Linked DNA regions of Homo sapiens: all the other regions are linked to region 2. A link is a loop called in an ENCODE intact Hi-C map of the cell type or tissue named here. Cell type or tissue: heart right ventricle. All regions are shown on one strand.

Region 1 (4,000 bases), 600 kb after region 2:
CCTGGGCTTAAGCGATCCGCCCACCTCAGCCTCCCAAAGTGCTGGGATTACAGGCATGAGCCACTGCACCCAGCTCGTTACCACATTCTGCCCACCTATCTTCATGGGCAGCCCATCACTGCTTACTTCTTGCTTCCAGGCACCCAGCCTACTGACCACAGGGCCCCTTGAAAGGCCTTGGTATTAACATTTTGGCCGGGCCTGATCCCAGACCATGTGCTGCTTGCCCCACTGGGCCTTGCCTCTCCCTGGATCACTGGGTCGGCCTCTTGGCTGGCCTCCAGCTGCTGGTCTCTACCTCACAGCAGCCACAGAAGTGCTTCTGGTACTCAAGTCTGCCCAGGTCCCTGCCTGACTTGGAACAACTGGAGACTTCCCATGCTCTAAAACAGGGAGGGAACCTGACTTCTTGAGGGCGCAGGCACCTGAGTGGCCTCCTGATAGCTCCACATTAGCTTTGCTCAGACCCTGGGAGATTTGGCCGCTGCTGCCCTGTAGCTCCTGGGAGCAGTCTCACCATGCTGAGCCCATCCCTTTAGCTGCCTGTGGCCTTGCTATGCCAGGCAGCCTGATGAGCCTGGTTTCTATCACTCTCTTGCTGTGTGACTTTAGGCAAGTCACCTCTCCTCTCTGTGCTTCACTCTCTTCTGCAAAACAGAGTTAGTAATTCCAGTGTGACCCCACCAAGCTGTTGTTAGGATTTCGAGGCTGTGCATGGAAGTACCAGCACGGTGCCTGGCCCATTGCGGTGTACCGTGATCTGGTAAGGATGCTCTCAGAGTGCACCTGTCATTCAGTCATTCATCCAAAAGGACAGCACAAAGCTCCCATGGGGGCCAAGCCCCGTGCCACGGGGAGCAATGTGAATCAGGTGCCAGAGTCCCCACCCTGAAGGCGCTCTGGGTGATTCAGCAGAGAAGATGGGTGCAGGGACCCTCAGTCACACAGTGTGGTCACAGCTGTGGCAGCCCAGAAGGGGCACCTAAGCCCCCATACCTTGGAGGACCCCACTGAGTCATGGAAGGTGAGAAAGAGTGCGACATTAGGATCGGCATGGATAAGTCATGACGGCCAGGGTGAGCAGGGGCCTGGGAGCCCAGAGCAGATCTGCATCTGCTAAGCAGCATTTAGGGATGATGGGGGGCAGGGAAGGGTTTAACGGAGTGGGGGTGGTGATCGCTGGATCTGTGTGTGAGGGAAAATCCCTGGGCTGGGTGGGGGATGGATGGGGTGGGGAAAGGTATGGGCAGGCATGGAAGAGACAACACAGCCATCTGTGAGGAGGCTGGGACAGTGGTCCAGGCCAGGTAGATGGTGGGAACCGAGAGGAGAGGGGGCAATGGGGAGGGCAAGAGGAGGCAAACGGGAGGGATTTAGGAGAGGGAAGGGATGGGATGAACTCCCACATCAGGCACTGGAACCACCCCTGAGCTACTAACCCATTCAGTGACTCAGGCAAGCCCCTCCCCCTTGGGGGCCTCAGTTTACCTACATGTGAAATAGGACATGGGCCAGAAAATCCCTGGAGGCCCTCTCTACTCACACATCCTGTGGCTCTGTAAAGCAAGTGGCCTTCCCTGCTTCTGGAGGAGGAGGAGCAAAGCCCATCCCCACCCTACCCCTCCAAGCCTCATCCCTGGAGATGGGGCCCAAGCCCCAGGGCCAAGTGGGACAAGGGGTCTGACCCACTTAGGTGAGGGCAGGTAGCAGCGCCCTGGAGGCTGCATACACAGAGCTGCAGCGCCACCTACTGTCCATGTGGGAAGAGGCCACCAGTCCCAGGAGCCCGGCTCTGACCTAAATAAATCCCAGTGGACTGAAGCACAGCTAAGAGTTCCTACCTGGGCCCACTGGCCCAGTTCCCTCCCCGCCACCCCCAGGTCTCTCCAGATGGCTCGATGAATGCAAGATGCTTCCTTCTGTAATGGATTCTGACCACATCATTCTCTTGCTCAGAAACCTTTCATGGTTCCTCACTGCCCTTGGAGTCCATGCTTGCTCCTTAGTTGGCATTCAAGGCTCTTCCCATCCGGGCCTCTGCTGACCTCTGATGCCCCATTTCCTATACAGCAAAATACTCACCAGCTCCTTAAACGTTCCATACTTTCCCCAGTCTTGTGGCTTTGTATTAGGTTGGTGCAAAATTGCAATTTTTGCCTTTAGTCAACAGCAAAAACCACAATTACTTTTGCACCGACCAATATATATTCTTTTTTTTTGTGTTGAAACAGAGTCTTGCTCTGTCGCCCAGGCTGGAGTGCAATGATGTGATCTCAGCTCACTGCAACCTCCACCTCCCAGGTTCAAGCAATTCTCCTGCCTCAGCCTCCCGAGTAGCTGGGATTACGGGCACACCTCACCACGCCCAGCTAATTTTTGTATTTTTAGTAGAGACGAGGTTTCACCATGTTGGTCAGGCTGGTCTCGAACTCCTAACCTCGTGATCCACCCACCTCGGCCTCCCAAAGTGCTGGGGTAACAGGCGTGAGCCACTGCGCCTGGCCCCCGATATATATTCTTGCCTCTGCTTGAAATAACTTTCTCTGCCTTCTTGGCTTAAAAACCAGTGCAGGCCAGGCGTGGTGGCTCACACCTGTAATTCCAGCACTTTGGGAGGCCGAGGAGGGTGGATCACTTGAGGCCAGGAGTTCGAGACCAGCCTGGTCAACATGGTGAAACCCTGTCTCTACTAAAACAACAAAAATTAGCCAGGGGTGGTGGCACATGCCTGTAGTCCCAGCTGCTCTGAGGTTGAGCAAAAGAATTGCGTAAACTGGGAGGTGGAGATTGCAGTGAGCCGATATGGTGCCACTGCACTCCACCCTGGGCAACAGAGCAAGACTCCATCTCAAACAAAACAAAAAGTGCCAGTGCAAAGTCACCTCCTCCATGAGTTGCCTTCCTCAATATACCTTTCTCCCCAAGTTCACTACTGGGCACACAGCCTGCTCTCGATAAAAGTTCAATCCCATCTTCCTCTGGGTCCCCATAGTTCCTGTGCTGTCCTTTATCCCTGCATAGGCCAGGAATGTTTCTGTACCCATCTCTTGCCCTCCCCAGGCTCTGAGCTCAAGGGAAGAGACTGTGTGTGACCCATTGCTTCTCAGCATAAGGTCTGGTGTTCAATACATTTGCATTTATTAAGCATCTACTATGTGCCATTAGACTAGATGTTTTCCCGTGCTTTACCTCATTATAGACTTAAGTCACCTGTGTTGAACATGGGAGTCTTGACCACTTTGTTCCTGCTCTTCCTGTCAGCCAAAATGCCTTCCCATGAGCTTGCCACATAACCATGGGTGGCTCACTGGACTTTCATCTGGGCAAAGAGAAGGGTGTGCTGACACTACTCATGGCTCCTTCATCTGGGACCTACCCAAATCCCGTGGCTTTGCTCACAATCATCTGATCCTGTTGTGCCCAAGATGCCTGCTCCCATGCCTGGATACCTGCTGCAGCTGCTCCAAGCCAGGACCCTGCCAATCTGTCATTTTAGATCTTCAGCTCTGGGTTGGTCTTCCAGGTGCCTCTGCCTCCCAAGGAAACCCAAGGAACTCCGCCAGAAAGGGAATGCCTAAAAGAGCAGCAGTGGGGACTGTAGGGGTCCTCCTGCCTGCCCCTTTGTTATCCAGAGTGGGGCCCTGACTTGCCTGAAGTCACACAGGGACTCCGGTATTCCAATCCTCGGCCTTAAGATCGCTGCTATCCGGTTACTTCTATCTAAAAGCCCTAGAGAAGTTTCGGGAGACACTCAAAGGGCCCTTGTCTGGTTTCCAGGCTGACCAACTCTAATGGAGAAAAAGCTCACTCACTAAGCATACATCAAATGCCAGGCGTATAGAATCCTTCAGTGGAGGGATCATTCTCCCCATTTTACAGAGGAATAAAGTGAGGCTCAGAGTGAATGAAAGACTTTCCCAGGTCACATGTCTGCAGTAGAACTGGGGTTCTCGGGTGGCCTTGATCACCATGCTCGGCTCCCTTGAAGGCTGACGCACAC
Region 2 (4,000 bases):
ATACCATATCAGCTGTATGATCGTAGGTAAGTTGGTCTCTCTGAGCCTCAGTTTCCTCATATGTAAAATGGGGATAATGACACATACCTCACTGGGTTGTGTAGATTCAATGAGACAAAGCAAGTAAAGCACTTTGTAGGTTTTCTTTTTTTTTTGAGATGGAGTCTCGCTCTGTCACCCAGGCTGGAGTGCAATGGCACGATCTCAGCTCATTGCAACCTCCACCTCCCAGGTTCAAGCAATTCTCCTACCTCAGCCTCCCGTGTAGCTGGGGCTACAGGTGCCGGCCACCACACCTGGCTAATTTTTGTATTTTTAGTAGAGACGGGGTTTCTCCATGTTGGTCAGGCTGGTCTCGAACTCCCGACCTTAGGTGATCTGCCCACCTTAGCCTCCCAAAGTGCTGGGATTACAGGTGTGAGCCACTGTGCCTGGCTAGCACTTTGTAGGTTTTCAGTAAACAGGTAGCTAGTATTATTTTACCTCGGCAGTGGGACTCTGAGGAAGTGTGGTCGTGACCTCGAGTCTGGGGAGGACTCTGAGAGCCCAAGCCCTGCTGCTCTGACCTCCACACCTACGTAACTTCTCCCACCCCGCCTGGGAACCCTACCTCTTCCTGTCCCATCAGAAACAAGGTCTCCAGCTTGCAAAGGGGGAGGGGTAGAGGAAACAAACCCACCAAAGTTAAGCAACTTGTCTGAATTATGGGAACGCAGGGTGGTTGGGGTTCCTGCCTTGCTCCCTTCTGAGAGTCCAGGGGCCCAAGAAGGACTAGCAAAGGCTGAGCCACAGCTGGAATGCAGGAGCCTCTAGCACTGCAGTGAGCAGGGCCTCCAGGGCAAAGGGCAATGGGGGTGCTGGGCAGACAGCGGGCAGCGGCTGGCAGAGACTGCCGTGCTCACGAAGGGTGGTAGATGTGGTAAGGCGGAACATGGTCTAGCCTGGGGGGCTCAGGATGGGGGCAGTTTCCCCTGCACCTCATATGTGTTTCCTGCAGGGCCCACTCCTGGGTCTTGTCAGCAAAGAAACTTAGGGCTTGCTGAGTTCTGGGAGCAGTCATGGACGTGTCAGAGGCAGAGTCCTCATCCCCACCCCAGGACCTCTGCACTTTGAGATTCACCTCCCTTTCCTGCCTCTCCTCTCTCCAGCCTGGGCTTCCTCTTCTGTGCCAGGAAGGTCAGAGTTTCCCTGGGAAAGTGTGCTGTGGCCAGCCTGGGGACGTGTGTGTGACATCAGGGACCAAGCCAAAGAAAACCTGAAGCAGGCTCTGGCCTCCGGGAGAGCTTCAGAGGTTCTGGCTCTGGTCTCACTTCCCACTCTTGAGCTGAATCCCAAGCTCACCGGGGGGGAAAGGAAAAGCAGCCTGAAAAGGCAAACACACAAGCACAGGCCCAGACACTTGCCGCAGGGTGAGTTCTGAGCCACAGCCTGACATTCAGCGCGGCTAAAGCAGAAGGCAGGCCTGCAGAGGAGGCTGGGGAGGCCCTCAGGTCAGAGGGTGGAGGCCATTGGAGGACATTCCGCAGGACTGGGACTGCTCACCTGAAAGTTCTCCCGGGGTGTCTTCAGCCAGCCCAATGGCCTCAAAGGACAGCATCTGGCCCTCTTTGCACCTGGAGCATTTCCATTTGCAGGTCTGGCAGAAATGCTGAGGCAGCTCTGCGCCTACCCTATCAACGTCCGTCCTTCCTGCTCCTTCCCCAGCCAGGTGGCTTTTGAGGAGGATATCTCAACCTTAGTACTGTTGACACTGGTGGGACACAGGCCTCGATTTGCAGAAATTCTATGTGCATCTTTTTGTTTCTTTGTTTTGGTTTTGTTTTTGTTTTTTTCGAGACGGAGTTTCACTTTTGTTGCCCAGTCTGGAATGCAGTGGCGTGATCTCGGCTCACTGCAACCTCCACCTCCCAGGTTCAAGCGATTCTCCTGCCTCAGCCTCCTGAGTAGCTGGGATTACAGGTGCCCGCCACCACTCCCGGCTGATTTGTATTTTTTTAGTAGAGACGGGATTTCACCATGTTGGCCAGGCTGGTCTCGAACTCCTGACCGCCCACCTTAGCCTCCCAAAGTGCTGGGATTACAGGTGTCAGACACTGCACCTGGCTCTGTGCACTGTTTTGTTTTTTGTTTTTTTTTCCAGGATCCTTCCTCACCGCAGGCCCTTTGCAGCACCATCTGCCGAGGGTGACAATGCCACTGAGTGGCCAGCAGAGGGCGAGATGATGTTCATTTTGACTATGTCCTAAGCTGGGCCTGTGGGGTGGGGCTGTGGCCTGTAGACGCTCTTTCCATAGACCCTCCCACCCTCCCACACGCCTTTACTGCCCAGGCCCCGCAGGGATCATGGGGTGAAGAGACAGTAGGGATCCTCATTCCTGGGCTCAAGCAATCCTCCTGCCTCAGCCTCCCAAGTAGCTTGGACTACAGACACGCACCACCACAACTTTTAAAAAAATGTTTGTAGAGATGGAGTCTCACTGTGTTGCCAGGCTGCTTGGCCTCCCAAAATGCTGAGATTAGAGGTGTGAGCCACCACACCTATCCCACACCTTTTAAATATACTGAAACCCTGAATGTCATACTTTAAACGGATGCATTTTATGGTGCATAAATTATATCAACTAAAAGCAATAGCAGCCCCCAGAGCCTAGTAACCTGGCTGTGCCCTTCTCCAGGCCCCACTGCCTACTGCACACCCAGCCTGCCAGGGCATGCACCCAGGCAGGATTTTCCCCAGACAGCCATCTATCTTCGCTTAGTCACACTCCCCTCGCCTAACAGAACTGAGGGAGGGAGACAGACCACAGCACTTCACAAACCTCCCCTCTTCTTTGTTTACCCCCCTTGAACCCTGTAGCAACCCTGCCAGGGAGGCGTTATCAGTGTCCTGTGGGACAGAAATAATTGAGCCACAGAGGGGACAGGGGCTTGGCAATGGTCATGTGATGAGCCAGCGGCAGAACCGGGGTCTCCTGACTCAAGGTTCTTTTTCCCACTAGTGGAACCCTGGTGACATGCCAGGATAGGATTGGGGTCAGGGAGCCTTCCTTCTGAGGCTGTACCAGCCTCATCCATTGGGCTCATTCCTTCCTTCCTTCATGCTATACCCTTTCCAGAGCATCTCCTCTGTTCCAGGCCTGCACTGGGGACACAGATGCATCAGATACATGGTCTGTAATCTTCACAGGGATGTTGTGATAGATTTGGGTCCAGGGGACAGATGGAAGAGGTTAGCACAGAAAGATACCAATAGAGACCACATCTAGGGAGGTGCAGACCACACCTCAGTATCCAAGTGCCTGCACTGTGGGAGGGCCTGTGTCTAGGTCACTGAGCCAGTATTAGCACATGCATTTATGTGCACGTATCCAAGTTCATGCTCGGTGGGCGCTTGTCATCCCAGCTACTCGGGAGGCTAAGGCAGGAGAATTGCTTGAACCCAGGAGGCAGAGGTTGCAGTGAGCTGAGATCACGCCATTGCACTCCAGCCTGGGTGACAGAGTGAGACTGTCTCAAAAAAAAAAAAATTCAAAAACAGACCAAAGGGTAGGTGTGAAAAGTCCTCATTCCACATCATGTCCCATCTCCCCAGTTCCTGTCCTCAGAGGCAACGATGACTACCAGTGTTTGGTGTATCCATATAAAGCAAATGTGTTTTTCCCTTCTCTGCACAGTTGCAACACTCTCCACACATTGTCCCCCACCTTGCTTTTCCAGTTAACAAGCTGCCATGGCCCTTTTTCCCTATCAGGACAGAAAAAGCTGCTGTACTTCTCTATGGTGACACAACGGTCCATTGTGTGGATGTTTCACAAATTGTCTAAATAGGCCCTGCTGATGGTCATTTAAGTGGATGACAAATTTTTCATATCACCAAAACCTGATGCTTCTGTGAATAACCTTGTTCAGGTGTCATTTTGCACAAGTGTGAGAAATTCTGTAGGCTAAATTCCTCAGCAGTGGAGTTGCTGGGTTAAAAGATCAGTTATATTTTTTGGGT
Region 3 (4,000 bases), 430 kb after region 2:
ACCGAAGGAAGATTTCCTGTAAATGCGAGTGGGATGGAGCCAGTAGCAGGGAGAAGGCAAAGGTTCAGGAAGAAGACGGGACAATGAAAGGAGCAAGGCCCCAGAGAAAATTTGGGGTGACAGGGGAGAAGGGGGAGCCCCAGGGCATGGTGAGGACAGCAAGGAAGGGTGGCCGGGCAGGAGTGGGCTGAGCTGTCCATCTGCATGGGTGGGAGGCTGCAGGCGAATTTCCCGCCTGGCCCCTGAAGAGGGACAGCCTGGGATGGGGGCCTGACTGGAGTGACTATTCCAGGGTACAGGCCAGGGCAGAAGGGGCACCATGAAGGTGGCTTGGAGCTTCTTGGGCCTTTTGAAGGAGATTCCTGAGGTTTATGGGAAGGGGTGGTTTGCTGCCCCTGAGTTCAGCATGCCTGGATTATAATCACCTCCTCCCCAGGCGCTCTTCAGCTACTCTTGTGCCCTCTAGCCCACTCTCCACATGGCAAGCACCTGACCTGTCCTAAACACAGCTCTCACCCTATGAGAACTGTTACATAAAAGAAAGCAACATTTACTTACCTTTGCTATATGCATTGTACACACTAGTTAACTGGATAGTTGGTGAAGGGAAGTTTCTCTTATATAAATATTCCAAGTAAAAAGATTCAGAAGGGATCATAGAATTAGGCTGTCAGCTCTTCGCAACTCCTAAATAATGAGCACGTCTAAGACAATGCTCATCAATGGCACAGAAAGGCAGGCAACCAGACACCTGATGCCTCCTGATGGAAAAGCACACACCTTTGAAATAGCCTTGGCATAAGTTTGACCCTGAATATAATGAAGCATCTATCCGTGCTGTCCAAAGACAGCAGACACCAGCCACATGGAGTTCTGAAGTCATTGAACAGTGGCTAATCCACATTGAGATGTGCTATGAACACAATCCACACTGAACTGCAGAGACTTTGTACAAAAAAGAATGTAAATTCTTTTGTATTAATTTTTATATTGATGACGTTAGAATGATAATATTTTGAATATATTGAGTTAAGTAAGATACAATTAATTTCATCCATTTCTTTTTGCTTTTTAAAATGTTACTACCTGAAAATCTAAAATTACATATGTGACTTGCACTTGTGGCTCACATGATTTACTATTGGGTGGTACTGCTCTGGATCTAACTACCAGTTTATGGGAAATTCAAAGGGCAGATGAGCCTTTAACACCAGGAAAATGCAATCAGAAAAATCCAGACGGTTGGAAACCCCGCAGGACGAGCCACCTGGTTTCTCCAATAAATATATTGAAAGAAAAAATACATAGAAGAAGGGAAAACCTATTAACAAGAGACTCAAGAGACATATAAATCAATCCCATTATGAACCGTGCTTGGTTCCTGTAAACTAAACAAACTGAAAAAAAGAAATTAAGGGACAATCAAAATGGAAGCACTGACTAAATATGATATGAAGGACTTGTTATTTGTTTAGGTGTGATAATAGCATTGTGGTTTTGGTTTTTTAAGTCTTTGTTGCTTAGATGCATAGAGAAATATTTACAGATGAGATGCATCTGTCTGGGATTGGGGATAGGGTGTGAATGGGGTGTGGAGGAAACAAGATTGGCTATGGATGATGGATGACAGGTGACTGGAGTCCGCTGTGCCTTGTGGCACACACCCTGCCCTCCAGCCAGGTGGATGCACTTGCCATTCCCAGAACGCCCTGCTCCTGCAGCCCTGGGGCCTTTGCCGCCATGATGTCTCTGCCTAGAATCTTCCCCCCTAACCCACAGCAAACCTCTGTCCACCTGTATGCCAGAGCTCAGCTACCCTCTTCTCCTCTTTGAAGTCCTCTCTGACGTCTTCCCCACTCTCCACCCACCCACTCTCCCTCCTTTGTGTTCCCCCACTACCTGTGTGTGCTTCCAGCACAGCCCTTCCTACATGTCCCTACGTGTATGTTTCCCTATCTGTCACCTTCAGTAGCCCATGAGCTCCCACGGGGCAGGCGCGGGATTTTAAGGCACAGCTTGTGCTCAGGAAAACTGGATAGATTCGTCTTGGTGTGTTGAGTGTCCATTTTACAGAGGAAGCAGTTGGGACCCGGAGAAGTTAGTCTTGGCTAAGTTCACAGAGCTAAAAAGTGACAGAGCTAGGACTTGAAATCAGGACCTTTGAGTCACGTCTCTGCCTGACCTCAGCCCTGCGGGCCCCGTTCCCGCCATTCCTTCCTGCCTCTCACGTTGACTGGGCTCCCCCTGTCGGTCGGCACTGGCTGAACAGCCATGGAGTGGCGCTTTGGGGAAACCACGGGCGACCAGGAAAGATCTCAGGCAAGCCTCGGGTAAGTGAGCTGTAAACTGAGACCTGAACCCAGACACAGCCCATGCCAGGCCGAGCGAAGAGCCTGTGCAGGGGCTTGGAGTAGAGAAGAGCACGGCTCCTGTGAAGGATTCAGAGGCTGGAGCTGGGCGATGGGCCACCGCGCGGAGGAGGCGCGGGCGGTGGTCCGAGTTCCTCAAGGGATCTACAGACGGCGCCCCTCCTACCCAGGGTGTTTCCTGATGATTGTATTTTGTATTTCAGCGTTGATGATTTTTTTTTTCACTACTTCACCCCCTCCCAAACGCCCAAAACTGCCTGGTGATTTTTTTTTTTTTTTTCAAAGTGCATCCTGACCCCTCTGGCTGCCTCCATAGACTCAGCTTTAGTCCCGGCCCATCCTGCTGGCACAAGGAAGCCACCGCATGTGATGGGGTGTAATTTACAGCCACAACCCTAATGTGCAGAAATATCACTTTATTTCCCCGTAACTGTCCTCACCCGAACCTGTTTTGGCCGCTGGCAGCAAAACGCTTATCTGACCACTTCAAGGCAACTCATTCATCTCTAGTTAAAGATTATCCCCTAGGGGGTAAATGCTCAAATTCCCCAAATTTCCTGACCTCACCCCTTCTGGCCCCAGGGACCAGGCTTCAGGCAAGTGTCTCCTGACCTGCCCGTGGTGTGGCTCATCTGGGTGTCAGGGGCCGGCCCCACTGCAGAGGCCCTTCCTTGGTTCTCACCCTGGGACCCTGTGCCCCAGGGCAAGGCCCACTCGGCTCCCTTGGGGCTCAGCCACCTAGCCCACTTTCCCTCACTGCTGAGATCAGGCCACCTGCATGGACTTCTCTACTCTGCTGGTTGGCTGTCCTGCACCCTGAGGAACACGGAGGACTTCTATGAAGGCTTGCCTGGCTCTTCCTGGCAGGCCTTGGGCAGTCAGGTCCCTGTTTCCCATTTAGAACCCAGAAGGGGACAGGGACCGGAGAGGAAGTGCTTCTCTCCAGCTCCACGAATCTTTTGACTTTGGGCTTCCTGCCTTCCAAATAGCCCCCACTGCAGCTGTTCACACCTTCACTTCCTCTTTCAAAGGTGAGAAGACTCCTACATCATCACCAGCGTGTATTTTTCTCTCCTCTATGGCTTTTGTTTGTTTGCTTGTTTTGATGGTTGTACATTCAAAGTCCTCCAGGCTCTGTCTGGTCAGAAGTCACACATCCTCTCCTTGCTCAACAAAGCCTGGCCTTGTGGGGAAAGCTTGGCTTTCCAGACAGGCAGCATTTCAACTCCCTTTATCGTTCTGGGCTGTATCCACTCTGCCCTGGAGGCAGTAAATGGGGGAATTGGTGAAGGAGTCAAAGGAATGACTAACACCCCAGCCTCGGCTGCTGCTCTCACTGCCACAGAGCAGGGACAGAGCAGGCGACTGGACGCACGAAGCATTCCTGCTGAGTGAAGTCCCAGGGATGTTGGGGCCTGCAGCCCAGACAAAGGAGCCCTAGAGATTCGGAGGGAGAGAAATAAGTTGTCATTGACCTGTAGTGTGGGCATGTTAAAGGCTGAGGAACTGGCAGTGTGGCATGTGGCAGGATTGCCAGGGTCACAGGATAGACAGTGATTTAGTTTCAGCAAAATATCATCCACCACGTTAATATTGCTAATATGAATTTAATTGGCTTAGTAGTTTTGTGT

Evidence for each region. Hi-C counts contacts between places; a loop is a spot of excess contacts. Peaks named below come from ENCODE experiments on the same cell type or tissue, not always from the same donor. Only the 100,000 strongest peaks of a DNase experiment are listed, where the experiment ranks them.
Region 1: a loop joins it to region 2, with 2.6 times the contacts of the local background. A loop is called at or near these places in 15 of 110 quality-filtered maps.
Region 3: it touches region 2 in a loop (2.2-fold over the local background); 15 of 110 quality-filtered maps call a loop at or near these places.

The regions. Positions count from the first base shown.
Region 1 is chr11:76,317,219-76,321,218 of GRCh38, forward strand. LOC105369395 (a long non-coding RNA gene) reads left to right here. Exons shown (of 5, transcript XR_950333.3): 5 at 3,262-3,441. Among named protein-coding and RNA genes, the nearest start is that of THAP12, 62 kb to the right of the region's middle. RefSeq lists an enhancer at 1,851-1,910. In heart right ventricle, CTCF peaks have their summits at 1,744 (motif pointing left) and 1,948; a DNase peak (open chromatin) is centred at 1,743; H3K27me3 peaks cover 1,085 bases.
Region 2 is chr11:75,721,146-75,725,145 of GRCh38, forward strand. All of the region lies in intron 2 of MOGAT2 (monoacylglycerol O-acyltransferase 2), which reads left to right. Among named protein-coding and RNA genes, the nearest start is that of MOGAT2, 5.3 kb to the left of the region's middle. In heart right ventricle, a CTCF peak has its summit at 2,196 (motif pointing right); a DNase peak (open chromatin) is centred at 2,228; H3K27ac peaks cover 811 bases.
Region 3 is chr11:76,150,105-76,154,104 of GRCh38, forward strand. No RefSeq gene overlaps it. Among named protein-coding and RNA genes, the nearest start is that of WNT11, 54 kb to the right of the region's middle. RefSeq lists enhancers at 1,853-2,733, 2,385-2,474, 3,375-3,434. In heart right ventricle, CTCF peaks have their summits at 2,244 (motif pointing left) and 2,449; a DNase peak (open chromatin) is centred at 2,237; H3K4me3 peaks cover 854 bases.